Linked DNA regions of Homo sapiens: region 2 is linked to region 1. The links are chromatin contacts, found by Hi-C or POLR2A ChIA-PET in ENCODE. All regions are on one chromosome and are shown on one strand. The core of a region is the stretch at or near the end of the contact, and the rest is flanking DNA. Distances in the headings are between cores, read along the strand shown.

Region 1 (7,204 bases), core at 2,949-5,448:
AAAAAAAAGAGAGAGAGAGAGAGAAAGAAAGGAAAGAAAGAAAGAGGTGTAACCATCTTTTCCTTTTTTTTTTTTTAATTTTAAAACTTTTTTTTAAATAGAGACAAGGTCTCGCTATGTTGCCTAGGCTATCTTTGAACTCTTGGCCTCAAGGAATCCTCCCTCCTCAGCCTCACAAAATGCTGGGATTACAGGAATGAGCTACTGTGCCTGGCCTTTATCATTATTATATTATTATGATAGTTTTTTTAAATCTTTTCCCTCTTAAACTTGAATTCTCCCAGCTCATAATAAGAGAAGGTAAATGAGAACACCTCCCAAAAATATGCTACCCTTCTGAGATATAAAAATAACTAAGATTTACCAGCCTGAGGAAGGAAGAGGGGAAGAAAGCTATAACTGACCTGTGGAGGTCAAGGGCGCTGGTGATGGGACCAGCCTCCTCAGTCTACAGTGAAATCACACAGGCACTTAAGTGACTCATAAGGAAGCATCTCTGAACTGTAGTCTGGTAGACTCTGAAATGAGGCAACAAGTGGTATTATTGGAATCCTTCTCTTGCTCGTTAAAACTCTGATGAATTCTCAGCTGTCTTTAAGGGTTTGGATTTCATTCATAGTGCACGAGAGAGTGAACTGGAAGAACTCTAGAGGACTCTTCAAGTCCTTCACTTCCATGAAATAGAAAAGGCCTTTTGCTGTGTGTTTGTGCAGGACTCCCACGTGCCTGGCACACTCCTGGGCCCTCGGGGGAAATAGGAAAGAAGGATATGACAAAGTACCTGCCCTCAAAGAGCTTACAATCTATAGAAAGCAATTTCTATGGCCCCTCAGTACACAAGCCCCAGGGAAGTTTCTGGGAGCTGCTGAACAGTTTTCTCCAATTCTGCTGCATATAGGTGAGTTGTGATCATGGGTGAGGCTCTCCCCTTAATTAAGAAATGCCAGCCAAGGCCAGGAACAGTGGCTCACGCCTGTAATCCCAGCACTCTGGGAGTCCAAGGCAGAAGGATCGCTTGAGGCTGGCCTGGGCAACATAATCAGTCCTCATCTCTATTAAAAGAAAAGTCCCGAGGATATATGTAAATTTTAAGAACTTTTTTTATCTTAAAAAGGGAAAATGAGAAAAAGAAAAAAAAAAGAGAGAAATGCCTTCCCTCTTCATGATTCTTCTTTACTCTTATAATCTTCCAACTCACTGGGCACCCCCTAACTTTGGGTTCTTGAAGACTTTCCGGGAGGCACAGCTTGGCTAGTCTTAAGAGAATCAACTTGCAGATTCTCATCTTCCACGTGCACTCTTTCTTAAGGCGGTTGGACTGAGAAGGTGCCCCAGAGTTCCTTCATGATAGCCTGTCTCCCACTTTAGACAAGAGAGGCCCCCTTTCTGCTCTCCCATGTCTGATTCCAATTCATCATTCCATGATGGGGAAACTCCAGGGCAGCAAACAAAAGGGAAGCCCCCTTTGATGATAACAGCGCCATCAACTCAGAGTGTTCTGGAGATTTCCCTGGCATTATATATTTGCTTGTTTATTTGTTAAAGGAACACCCATTATTAAAATTTGGGTATTTGGGAATAGTCTAAATTCAGTTATATGGTAGAGGGAAGTGAAAAACAGCTTTTCATCCACAAAGTCACCTCTTATTCTTCCTAATTGCGTGTGTGTGTGTGTGTCTGTGTGTGTTTGTGTGATACAGACAGAGACAGAGAGAGAGAAAGGAAGGGAGGAAGAAAGAAAACTTATCACTCACTAGGGTTAGTATTATGATAGCAAATTAAGGGAAACTTTTGTAAGAATTATTGAATGCTAAAAAAGACTCTTTCCTCACTTTTTTAAATATAAAAAATTCTTTGCAGCTCTTCTTAAAACTCATCCTTAGGAGGTGTCATTAGCTGCAAAGAAAAGCACATTCAAATAAAGCCTGATATTTACTAATGCTGGTCATTTTTACCATAACTCAATTTTTTTCACAACTTCTAAAATTTTCAAGATACATTAGCTAAAGCCCCAGATTAAAGATTCATGTGATTTCTTGAAAAAATGCTCATCATCACTGGTTATCAGAGAAATGCAAATCAAAACCACAATGAGATACCATCTCACACCAGTTAGAATGGCGATCATTAAAAAGTCAGGAAACAACAGATGCTGGAGAGGATGTGGAGAAAAAGGAACACTTTTACATTGTTGGTGGGAGTGTAAATTAATTCAACCATTGTGGAAGACAGTGTGGTGATTTCTCAAGGATCTAGAACTAGAAACACCATTTGACCCAGCGATCCCATTAGTGGGTATATACCCAAAGGATTATAAATCATGCTGCTATAAAGACACATGCACACGTATGTTTATTGCAGCACTATTCACAATAGCAAAGACTTGGAACCAACCCAAATGTCCATCAATGATAGATTGGATAAAGAAAATGTGGCACATATACACCACGGAATACTATGCAGCCATAAAAAAGGATGAGTTCATGTCCTTTGCAGGAACATGGATGAAGCTGGAAACCATCATTCTGAGCAAACTATCACAAGGACAGGAAACCAAACACTGCATGTTCTCACTCATAGGTGGGAATTGAACAATGAGAACACTTGGACACAGGGAGGGGAATATCACACACTGGGGCCTGTCGTGGGGTGCGGGGCTGGGGCAGGGATAGCATTAGGAGAAATACCCAATGTAAATGACGAGTTAATGGGTGCAGCAAACCAGCATGGCCCATGTATACCTATGTAACAAACCTGCACGTTGTGCATATGTACCCTAGAGCTTAAAGTATAATAATAAAAAAAAATTCATGTGATTTCTTTCAGATTTGATATGTTGTTGAATAGGATAATTATCAAATTATAACATTAAAACCTAATTCTGAGGTGGGCGGATCATTTGAGGTCAGGAGTTTGAGACCAGCCTAACCAACATGGTGAAACCCCATCTCTACTAAAAATACAAAATAATTAGCGGGGCATGGTGGTGCATGCCTGTAGTCCCAGTTACTCAGGAGGCTGAGGCAGGAAAATCGCTTGCACCCAGGAGGCGGAGGTTGCAGTGAGCCGAGATCACGCCACTGCACTGCAGCCTAGGCGACAGAGTGAGACTCCATCTCAAACAAACAAAAAAAAACTTGTTCCACTTAGAGTTACCCTTTATCTTACTTTATATTCTCTAAGGTCACTGATATCTTTCCAGTCTTCCTGAAAATACAAGCAAATACTGACACAGATGCTATTTTCTTACACAAAATATAACCAGCTATATATACTCAATGCTTTTTGCTTTTGTCTCTTCACGGCATTTTCTGGAAAGCTTGCCAGGTCTGTGCACAGACAGCAGCCCTGCTCCTTTGCCCTGCTGTGTAGTATTCATGTGTGGGATGTTCACGGATTACCCAGTCCTCTAAAGACGACACTTGGGTTGCTTCCAGGCTTCTGCTCCTACAAGAGATGCTGCCGTGAATAACTGCTCACGTACATCCTTCCATACGTGTGCAGACGCCTCTGGAGGATCAGTTCCCAGAAGCACCACCCCACCTTTTATTGCTAGCAAACTGTTAATCACCCACTGACACCCATGGCTCAGAGAGCCAGACATGAGAAGAGGCATGTCCAGAGAGGCACAGGAAATGCAGCTGCATCTGCCTTCTTTACTCAACTGTGAGCATCTTAGGAGTCTGGACCCCTTCTTATCTAACTTTGTATCCCCATGAATAACTCAATAAATAAACAAATGAACAGATGGTATTCAAACTTAGGCTTCTTTAGAAACTGAGAAAGACAACCTCTAAGCAGAGAAGGCTACTCTTTCTCTAGGTACTGATTAGTGCTTACTGCTATGAAGTTTATGTTTCTACACAATCTAAGAACTCATAACCAGAACAGGGAAGTTATTGAGAACACAGAGCAAACCCCAGCGACCCATTTTTCTAGACACAGTTCATTCCTCAACCCCATGCCTTACAGCAGATTGTCTGAAGAAAATACCTTGGCTGCCTATGCATAAACTGCATTTTGACTACTCTTAACATGGTTTCTTTTTGTGTTCTGGGACATTAATGGAAGTCATCAAATGAAAACAAAATAAGGGGAAACATATTTGGTAAAACCCTATAGTTTTGGAGAGGCAGAGTATGAGGAAAACTCTTTAGTATGGAGAGGCAGAGTATGAGGAAATGAAAGTGTAAATGGTTTGCCAAGAGGTGCAGTGACTCACGCCTGTAATCCCAGCACTTTGGGAGGCCAAGGTGGGTGGATCACTTGAGGTCAGGAGTTCGAGATCAGCCTGGCCAACATGGTGAAACCTCGTCTCTACTAAAAACACAAAAATTAGCTTGGCACGGTGACAGGCGCATGTAATCCCAACAACTGGGAAGGCTGAGGTAGAAGAATCGCTTGAACCCAGGAGGCAGAGGTTGCAGTGAGCCAAGATTGTGCCACTGCACTCCAGCCTGGGCAATAGTGTGAAAGTCTGTTTTAAGAAAAAGAAAATGTGGATGGTGCCTACATGATGATCGTCGCTAACATGTATCAAATCTTTGCTATGTATAGACCACTGTTCTATGTCTTTAAATAAATATATTCTCTCATTTAATCTGCTCCTCCAAAAACAAAAAACAAAAAAACAAAAAAACCCAGCCAAACAAAAACTACACAGTTGTTACTATTATTATTCCCAGTTTCTCAGTTTGGAAACTGAAGCACAGAAATGTTAAGAAACTTGTCTAAAGACACACAGCACTTAGCAAGTAGTGGAGTTTGGATTTGAAGCCAAGCAATGCTGTTTCTTCTCGTGTGTGTGTGTGTGTGTGTGTGTGTGTGTGTGTGTGTGTATTTACTTTCCATGGTACATTAGGTAGAAATGGGTTCATTTGTAAGTTTCAGAAAAACCCAAAAATAACTATAGCTTGTCAGAAATGCAAGTTTGTAGCCAGGCACAGTGGCTCACGCTTGTAATCCCAGCACTTTGGGAGGCCAAGGTGGGCAGATCACAAGGTCAGAAGTTTGAGACCAGCCTGGCCAACACAGTGAAACCCCGTCTCTACTAAAAATACAAAAATTAGTTGGGCATGGTGGTGTGCGCCTGTAGTCCTAGCTACTTGGGAGGCTGAAGCAGGAGAATTGCTTGAGCCTGGGAGGCAGAGGTTGCAGTGAGCTGAGATCGTGACACTGCACTCCTGCCTGGGTGACAGAGTGAGACTCCATCTCAAAAAAAAAAAAATAAAAATAAAAAGAAATGCAAGTTTATATAGCTTTCACATAAATAGTAACGGTCAGCAGTCCAGGGTTGCAATACTGGCCAAGATCGTCAGGAACCCAGGCTTCTTATCAACACAGAGCTTCTACCTCATGGCCCAAAATGGCTACTGAGCTCCAGCTACCACATCCACATTCTAGCCCGCAGCAAGTAGGAAAGAGAAATAAGGACACACCCCCTCTCTTTAATACTACTTCCCAGAAGTTGAACATGATACTTCTGCTTTTAGTCCATTAGCCGTAGCTTTCCCCTTGACCATGCCTAGATCCAAGTGAGACCGAGGAAAGAAGCCTTTGCCCTTGAAAGGTATGCTAAAATTGTGGGTTATCATTACTGATGAAGCAGTGAAGAACGGGTATTAAAGAGTAACTAGCACAGTCGGCCATACAGTAGTAGAGGAGATGCATTCACGGAACCCCAGTGTGAAAAGGCATTTTGAAGAACTCCAGTGCTTATCTGATGCTTAAGTCAATTCCACAGCATTCCTCCCTACCGATTGTCCTCCCCTCCCTACTAAAAAAAGAGAGAGGCTTGAAGCAACCCGTCTGATGTCTGGACATTGCTTCCATCAGTTGAGCTGATATCCAGTTGGTCCTATTTCATCCCCTTGAGGGCATTCACATTAACTCTCAAATCTAAGTTCTCTCAGACCTAAGAATTCAGAACTAATAATATTTGGAGACATTTATCAAGTCCCACCCCTAGACTCCTCTTCTCCAAATAACCACCCACTGTGCTCTCAAATACCCCTCCCTGTCATCCTCCCAGTGTGCTCACAGCTCTCTGAAGGTGTCCTACCTGGAATCCTGGGAGTGGGTTTACACAGAGGCAGCTTACAGCTCTCAGATAAGATGCATCTATTCACCTACATCTACAGTGGCTTCTCAGAGAGCTTTAAGACTTTTGACAGTTGCTTCACACTTTTAACTCAGAGTGTTTGACACCTACCAAAGCTACAAATCCCCCCAGTGGCCGTTTTTACTGTTGATTTGGGGCTCTGATGCAGAACCTGACATCTCCCTATCTTACCTTCTCCAGTTGATGAGGCCTCTTTATAGGCCTGAACCTATAAAGATAGTTGTAAATCCTGAGTCCATCCATCAACAAACCCTCTGTTCCTCCTACCTCCATCTGCAAGTTTGGTAATAACTCTATGACTTCATCCAGCAGAAGACTGTGAAGGGCAGGGTCACCCCTGAAATCCTCCCTCCGGGTGACATTGATTAATTAAGCAGCTGCTCTGTGGCAACAGTGAAAACTGGTTTGGATGTATGTTGCTGCCATAGTGACATCCAAGCAAGCAGCTAAGAACCCCGAGGCCTTAGCTGTTGGCAGCATTTTCTACCAGAGCTTTCCTTCCACAGGGAGAAGATTCCCAGAGCCCTTAGGAGCCAGGATCTGGCGGTTGGGAGATAGCAGTCATTCATGCATGCATGCATTCATTCATTCATTGTTCATTTGTTAAATATATATTGAGGTCTTCTAAAGCTAGATGTGCTATGTCCTGAGAATAAAGGTGAACAAGACACAGTGCCTCCCCTCAAGGAGCTTGTCAGTCTAATGGAGAGTAAAATTGCAGACAGAAGGACTCTGTGGAAAGCTCCAGACAGGTCATGTCACTCCTCTGCTCAATACTCTACAATGGCTCCCATGCTCCTCAGAGTAAAGGTCAAGGTCCTTCCCACAGCCCCGTGGGACCTGGCCACCCCATAGCATTTATCCATCCTCCTGCTCTTTTCCTCCTTTTCTCCTCTCTAGCCACACTGGCCTCATTTCTCCTGTCTTCAGGACTTTGTACCATACCTTTAGATGCCATGCCATACCATACCATACCATACCATACCATACCATACCATACCATACCATACCTCACCATACCATACCTCTAGACGCTCTTCCCCAAATAGCTAGATTGCTCACTCCCTCCCATCCTGCAAGTCT
Region 2 (7,204 bases), core at 1,918-4,417, 41 kb after region 1:
CAGTGGGGAACGTGGCCTTGTCGACAGAGTGCACTGGCATTACCTGAGATGAGATCCGGGGGGAGTGGCCACAGAAGTGAAATGAGTAGCAAACTACACAGCCTAGAGTCATGCCCACAAGATGTCCTTTTTCCTGCAGGTTCTCCATCCCTAAAATTAACATTGTTACCATCTTTCTCCCACTTCACCCCTCAACTTGGAATATTGTCTAGCAAATACTGCATTGCTGCTTTATTCAGTCACTTTCTTACATTACCACTTTCAACATTTATTAAGCATCTACTATGTGACAGTCACTGAGCTGAGTTCTATGGAGAAAAGACAGAGGAAAAGCAGATTGGCTGCCCCAGAAGCTTGTAGTCAGTCTGGGGAAGTGGAGAAGTTAAATTACCCATTTGTAATCAATAGAATTTTATTAGGCACCTATTAAATGCCAGACACAATGAGAAAGTAGGTTAAATGAAATAATGAAGCCCATAATCCAGTAAAACTGATAAACAAATATGCAAATAGCTATGATACATTATAAGATGCAATATGGTTGGAATAAATGGGTATTAAGCATAAAAACTTCAATTTGCCTGGAGGTTGGGGAAGCCTTCACCATATGAGTTTTTAATTGAGCCTTGGAGAATGAGGGGGAAGCAGTGGGGGCGGCGGGGAGAAGCAGAGGGAGAATTTGGAAGGAGGGGCCTTATGGACCAAGTGTATAGATTCGGTAAGAACCCAGGCCTAAAATACTATTATTTAGAGAATGCCAAGTACACATGGGCTTGGGGGAACCTGGCAGAAAACACGGGAAAGGGGTGCCAGGCTAAAAATAAAATTGGTAATGTACCCCACAAGCAATGGAAAGCCAAGGAAGGCTCTCAGGCCAAGGAATGCAACCACCATGCTCAGGTTGAAGAACAACCATTGACTGAAAGAATTAAAGGTCAGTGTGGGTGAAAAACCAAGTTAAAATTCTAAAGCAAATATTTTGACTCCCATTCAAGTGCTCTTTCCATCACACAAGTCAACCAGGACAAGGCTCAAAAAGAAGCCACCAATCTTTGACCACTGGAAAGTAGCTGGGACCTTCCAAAGGAAGAGATGGGAGGCGAAGCTGTGAGCACAGAAACGTGGGAAGTGACATGTATTCCCAGATAGTGGCCTCTTCCAGGGCAAGGACCATGTCTTACCAATCCGTGCATGGAAGCATCTTGCAAAGGCAGGTGTGAACTCCCTGGGGAGGATTCTCTAGAGAATGAGCAACTGCAGGCTGAGCAGGAGCGTGTGTGTGGGTGTGGAGAGAGGTATCCTCCACTGCGCTGGTCTTTCATGTGGGGTAGCCGAGATCTCCTCCTCACCGCCATCTGCACAATAAGCCTTTGCAATTTCAAAGCACCATCCCACGTTTTCTCACATGTAACTGGCTGGTGGAGCAGATGTTGATGGGGAAGTCCTGCTGAAATGACTAATCACTGTCGACTGCACTGGAAAGAGAACCCAGGCTAGAAGCCAAATAAGGCAAAATGACATCACAGCAGCTTAAGAAAGAAAGGACCATTCATGTCTGACAAGTGTGTGATATTTGCGACTCAGAGCTTTATTAACAGCGACGGGGCCCCAAAGCATTCCTACTTGTCCATCATATAAAAATTTAACAACAATTGGATTCCACAAGTCTTATCAAATACACACACAGACTGTAGTAATTAAGATCCTTCAGGAATTATATTTTACATTTAGTCCTACGTCTAAATTGAAAAAGATTTTCAGATCACTTTCGTGTGCACTGTAGGCTCAACTGTTTTTTGAAACTGCTTTACAATAACACAAATTGTGAGTGTTAACATAATAGATGCAATAATGTCTAATACATTGTTGCTAGGCATTTACAAAAAAGCCAAGCGCTATTAAAGTATGTGGTCAAAAGATTACAATGTAACTGAAGCCACATAATATGTTATAATGAGTATAAATTATGCATTTAATTTTAAAGGTTAGCTATATGTTTAGTAGAGTGCTTTAAAAGCAAAATAATCTGATGACATAAACTTGAGTCATGCAAAAGCAAGTTGGTAAATATCGCAAAATATGATGGAGAACAATTTGGTCTCAGCTCTGGACACCCTAGTACTTTAATTGATAATGTGTCTTCTGGTTTTTTGGTTTAGGATGTTTTGGCATAAATGAAAAAAAGCAAATCAGAAACTTGTTTTATTCCAAGCAGCTGGGGGTGTAGATCTTGACTGTAATAGGCCACAAGGGTCCAGTTACACCAAGACCCTCAAAGAATTCCAAACCTTATTCAGACTGGGCATGCTCTAAGCCACCTGGTAAGGGTCACTCTGACACAAAACCTAGGATTCCTCTTGTTCCAGAATCCCTGAGCTTACCTTGGAGAAAGCAAGGGTGTGTGTGTGTGTGTGTGTATGTATGTGTGTGTGTGCACGCATGCCCATGCACACCCATTCCTCTTTAACTCTGCTTTCTTAGTCAATTGCAATATCCCGCCAAGGCCATGTTAACTCCTCCCTGCCTCTAATGTGGCTCTTTCCTACTTCCACCCAGTGCTTCTGCGACGTGGTTTATCTGCCTCCTTTACGGGAGACAGGGCATTTCAACTGGTACTAACCCTATCAACCATCCCTCCTCACCGGTCCACCTCCCCGTCGCCTCCTTCCAGCGGCATCTCCTCACCCTGCCTCATGCACTGGGGCCACCTCTGCCAGCTTTCCATCATGCAGACACCTCCTCTCCCGCCTCTTTCTTCAGCTTCCTGCCTCTCCTTGGAGAAGACATCTCCTTCCTCCTGCCTTGTCTCCCCTGACCCCCACCATTCAGTGGTGACGATGGGTGTGGCCGTCCTTCCCTTTCAATTCCAGTCCGAGTTCTCTGCCAGTAAGTGGCCTCTCCCTATGCCACCCATGTAAATGACACTTATCAGAGTGTTTCTGCATCATACCCAGCCTGGCCACTGCCAGCGCTCACCCAAGCCTAACTCAGCACCTGCTCCCCTAGCAAATCACAACCTTTCCAAGATCCACCTCTCCCCAGGGGCCATCTTGTTCCCTAATAACCTCCAAATTTCTGATCTCTGTTCTCACAAGGTCCTTCAATTACTCAACCTCTTTATACAACTGGCAGCCCTTCAACCCTCTCCTGGCTATACCGCCAACTCATTCTCTCTGTAACTCACAGCCAGTGCTACTGTTGCCCTTATCAGAGCTCTGCATTCCTCCTACCAATGCCAGTATTTAGCCATGATGGCCAGGTCCCACTCTCCCATTGGTTATGAACTCCTGCCTTAAGAACTCCTAATAGAGTCCACTGTGTTGGGAGTACTGGGTACCTGAGCTGTGTGGTGATACTGAGTTGGGGCGCTCCTGGGCACCACGGCCTCCTCAAGTCCACATGCAGGCCCCTGTGATGGGAGAGAGGCCTTGTAAAGACCCACTCTGCAAAGAAAGGGAATGAGGCAGACATGCCCTAGAGATGACAGAGCCTGGGCCAGTGCATGAGGAGCTGCCAGACAGCTTTCAGGTTCCCATGATGTCAGCCTCCACTTCCTCCTGTTGAGCTCCCCGTGGGTCCCCTGACACCCTACAACAAATCCCACTTCACTTAAGCTAAGTAGGTTTTTGTTTCTCGCCACCAAGCCATCCTTGACTGAGATACCTTCAACACAGCTGCGGGGTCGTCCCTCCCACCCACTTGCTCAGTCTTTTCCCCTGCGGAATCTGCTTGCCTGTTTCTATTGATACAGGCACACACCACACAGAGCCTTAATTTTCACTTGAACAAATGCTGCCTGGCTTTGTCCCAAAGAGAACAAGAGGCAGCCCCATGACTTAATCACACAACAGGTGAGCCAGTCCGTGCCAACGTTTACACCAACTTGTCTCGGACCTGCTGGAGTTATCTGCCTGCCGGAGTTTCCTAACAAAAATCCTAATCACTGGCATTAAATTGTGGAATATCCCAGAAGTTTGCAGCACCCCGGCTCCACAGCAGCAGGAAGCACTCCGGCTTTGAGGGTAGAGTTGTATGCGGAAGGATGACCACAGGGTAAAATGTGTTCAAGCAAACATTCTTCATCTCAAATCACTTAGAACTTCAGCAATAAGATGAATGGTTCCTATGGCAATGGATAAGCCCCAGGTGCCAGCAGAAGACTGTAGCTTTCTCAAAACTCCTTAGGACAAGGGTACCTACTCTCTATCACCCCTGTGCACTGGCCACATTTCTTCTTTCAGCTTTGGTCAAAAGTAAATGTTCTCTTGCACATTTTATGACATTGTCTAGAACATTCTCTTCTGAGACAAATTCACTTCTTTTCCTCTTGGGGGTTTCTGAGTGTACGCTATCTCGTTGTTCCTAAAGATAGGATGCGCCTACAACAATTTTGGATTTTTCCTGTCCAGTGTTGCAGTTTGGGGATATGGAAGGAGGTTGTTCCCATGTGTTTCATTTGATTTGGATCATCCTGTCTTCCTCTCGCTCTCCCTTGCCCTTCACTCTTCCCAAGCTCCCATCCTGTCGTTCACGTTCAGATACGACACGAACCGTCACACAGCTTGTGGATGTGAATGCATCCTTTTAGCAGCACCTCTAAATGAAAGGGGCACACTCGGGGAAGCACTCAGTTCTAACAAATGGAAGGTGGTCTTCCCCGCTGGACAGAATAGACTGCTTTGAGAACCCAGGATCATGTTACACAGTGATGTCCACTGTGTATCCTTTCCTGCAGCCTGTCCTTTGAGGGGCCACACTTTGACATAAAGACTGGTATGCCACATTAGAAAGAGCAAAAACATGTTCTCTATGTTCTTTTTTTAAAAAATTTTCTGGTTGATTCACAGAAGCAGTAATGACCATATGTATAGATATAGCTTCTATGGTACATATTTTTTAATGTGAATAAGAAATAAAGTGATACTGATGGGAGCATGATTTGCATTACACATATTGTCTTAGTCCATTTTGTGCTGCAATAACAAAATATCTGAGACTGGGTAATGTATAATAAACAGGAATGTATTGGCTCATGATTCTGGAGGCTGGGAAGTCCAAGATTGAGAAGCCAACATCTGGCAAGGCCTTCTTGAGTCATCCCATGGCAGAAGGCAGGTGGTAGGGGAGCCCTGACTTGTTTTTTTAATAAAGAACCCACTCCCAGGATAATGAACCCACTTCTGAGAAAATGGCATTAATCCATTCATGAGAGTGGGGCCTCCACGACCCAAACACCTCCCATTAGGCCCCATCTACAAACATCACTGCATTGGGCTTCAAGTTTCCAACACATGAGCTTTAGGGGATATATTGAAACCACAACCCTATCATGCTTGGTTTTATCATGATCACAAACAGGCACTGGCACTGTGCAAGGAAGAGAAAAGGCTGAGTGCATTCATAGGCACGTTTGGTTTAAGTGGCCGATGGTCCAGGCGCCATCTTGCTTCTCTACTCTCCACTGGGGGCCATGAGCTTTGTTTGCTACAACGTACTTTCCTTATTTGTAAATACATGGATTTTTATTTCCCATCTTGTATGCTGTATAGGCTTTCTCCTGTGATATTTAGGATTGTTTTTGCCCATTTTGATTAAACAATTCAGTTTTAAGTTTTCAGTAACAAAATATATCAAATACCTTTACAATGGCAATGCCTGCAAAAAACAAATAATTTGTGGGAAAGTGTCTCCCTTTTTTAACCATTGAAATAATTATTTTTTTATCAAGTTGACACTTAAGGAGCCATGAAAAAGAAATAATCATTTTTTAATTTAGATTTTCATAACCCAAGGTTTCTTGGGAATGTAGCCATGGCCTTATTGCAAAACAGAGCATACCATGAAATCTCAGTTATCCAGAACGGCATTTTCTAGTTAAGCAAACATTGGATGTACTATATGCAAAGAAGACTAAGTTAGCAGTCAGGATACCTGACAATCTATCAGGGCATCACTGCCAGACAGAAATACTGCGTGCAGAGACTGTTCCTTTTGTTCTAATTCTCTGTACGTCAAGCTACCACCTGCCCACGTCTCTGGCATAGCACAGCAAGATCAGCCCACTAGATGGAAGGGCCTTGGGCAAATGACTGGCCCTGATTTTTAAGCCACGTTCCTTCCAGTGGAAAATAATTTCACTAACCTAGAAAGGTATTCCGAATTTATTAACTAAAATATTAGTTTTTCAAGTGTGCACCTCAGGATTGGATTAGGGAAGGAGGCTGAGGTGGCAAAGATAGATGCAGGAAGTACGAGGAGGCTGTTGTGATAATTCAGAGGTGAAGGTGGCTTGGACCAGTGCACTGAGGATAAAGAGAATTCGGATTAGGTGGGTTACAGATCATTGACATTTTCATATAGAATTAGGTTAAAAACCTTATTTGGGCTCAGGGACACTTTTTTTTTCAGTCAATTTGGTTAGCATGAGTCAGACCTTTGGTCAACATTTAACTGACCAAATCCAGTTTCAGGACCTAAGAATTCAATGGTTCCACTGGGAAAAAGCCCCAGGAAGGCTCTGCCTGTCGTAGACAACAGAAGTCTCCCTTACATTCCATTTCACATGTCTATATAGGTATATATGTACACACACACACGGATGTATCGTAAAAGCCACAGAAGATTCACGTAAAATGTTTATGGACCCTGGATATACCTCACAGAAGAGTTTTCTGAATTAAGACTTCACAGAGGCAGTTGAACAAGAAGAAACATGAGCTTTGAAGTCAGAGAGACGTGCCTATTACTAGCTCCGTGACTAGCGAAGATAAGTTACTCAGCCTCTCAGCCTTAGTGTCCTCATAGGTAAAATGGACACAGGATCTACCATATGGCTATTGTAAGATAAAGTACCTAGAAACAGGCCAAGCATGTTGGCTCACACCTGTAATCCCAGCACTTTGGGAGGCCAAGGCAGGCGGATCACCTGAGGTCAGGAGTTCAAGACGAGACTGGCCAACAGGGCAAAACCCTGTCTCTACTAAAAATACAAAAATTAGCCAGGTGTGGTGGCGTGGGCCTGTAATTCCAGCTACTCGGGAGGCTGAGGCAGGAGAATGACTTAAACCTGGGAAGCAGAGGTTACAGTGAGCAGAGATTGTACCACTGCACTCCAGCCTGGGTGGCAGAGCGAGACTCCATCTCAAAAATAATAATAATAATAAAGTACTTAGAAACATAATAGGTCATCAACAAATAGTAGTTG

Evidence for each region. A loop is a pair of places that touch in the nucleus more often than their neighbours do. ChIA-PET counts read pairs that join two places held with the same protein, here RNA polymerase II (POLR2A). Pooled maps may share reads with other maps.
Region 2: a map with no recorded cell type shows a loop between it and region 1 (2.2-fold over the local background). The contact joins two enhancer-like sites. A Hi-C loop is called at or near these places in 3 of 168 maps with a recorded cell type or tissue (CD8-positive, alpha-beta T cell, astrocyte of the cerebellum and endothelial cell of hepatic sinusoid), 2 of 37 single-sample maps with no recorded cell type and 2 of 50 pooled maps. POLR2A ChIA-PET finds 5 or more read pairs at or near these places in 5 of 52 experiments (HepG2, IMR-90, K562 and 2 more).

Annotation. Positions count from the first base shown.
Region 1 is chr6:6,875,518-6,882,721 of GRCh38, forward strand. The region is part of intron 1 of LOC105374903 (a long non-coding RNA gene); the gene reads right to left. Among named protein-coding and RNA genes, the nearest start is that of LINC03055, 6.6 kb to the right of the region's middle. Within about 2 kb of position 4,199, at least 4 of the 41 ENCODE cell types and tissues checked have a DNase peak (open chromatin) inside an H3K27ac peak, as active enhancers do.
Region 2 is chr6:6,917,329-6,924,532 of GRCh38, forward strand. No RefSeq gene overlaps it. Among named protein-coding and RNA genes, the nearest start is that of LINC03055, 35 kb to the left of the region's middle. RefSeq lists an enhancer at 1,474-1,523. Within about 2 kb of position 3,168, at least 5 of the 41 ENCODE cell types and tissues checked have a DNase peak (open chromatin) inside an H3K27ac peak, as active enhancers do.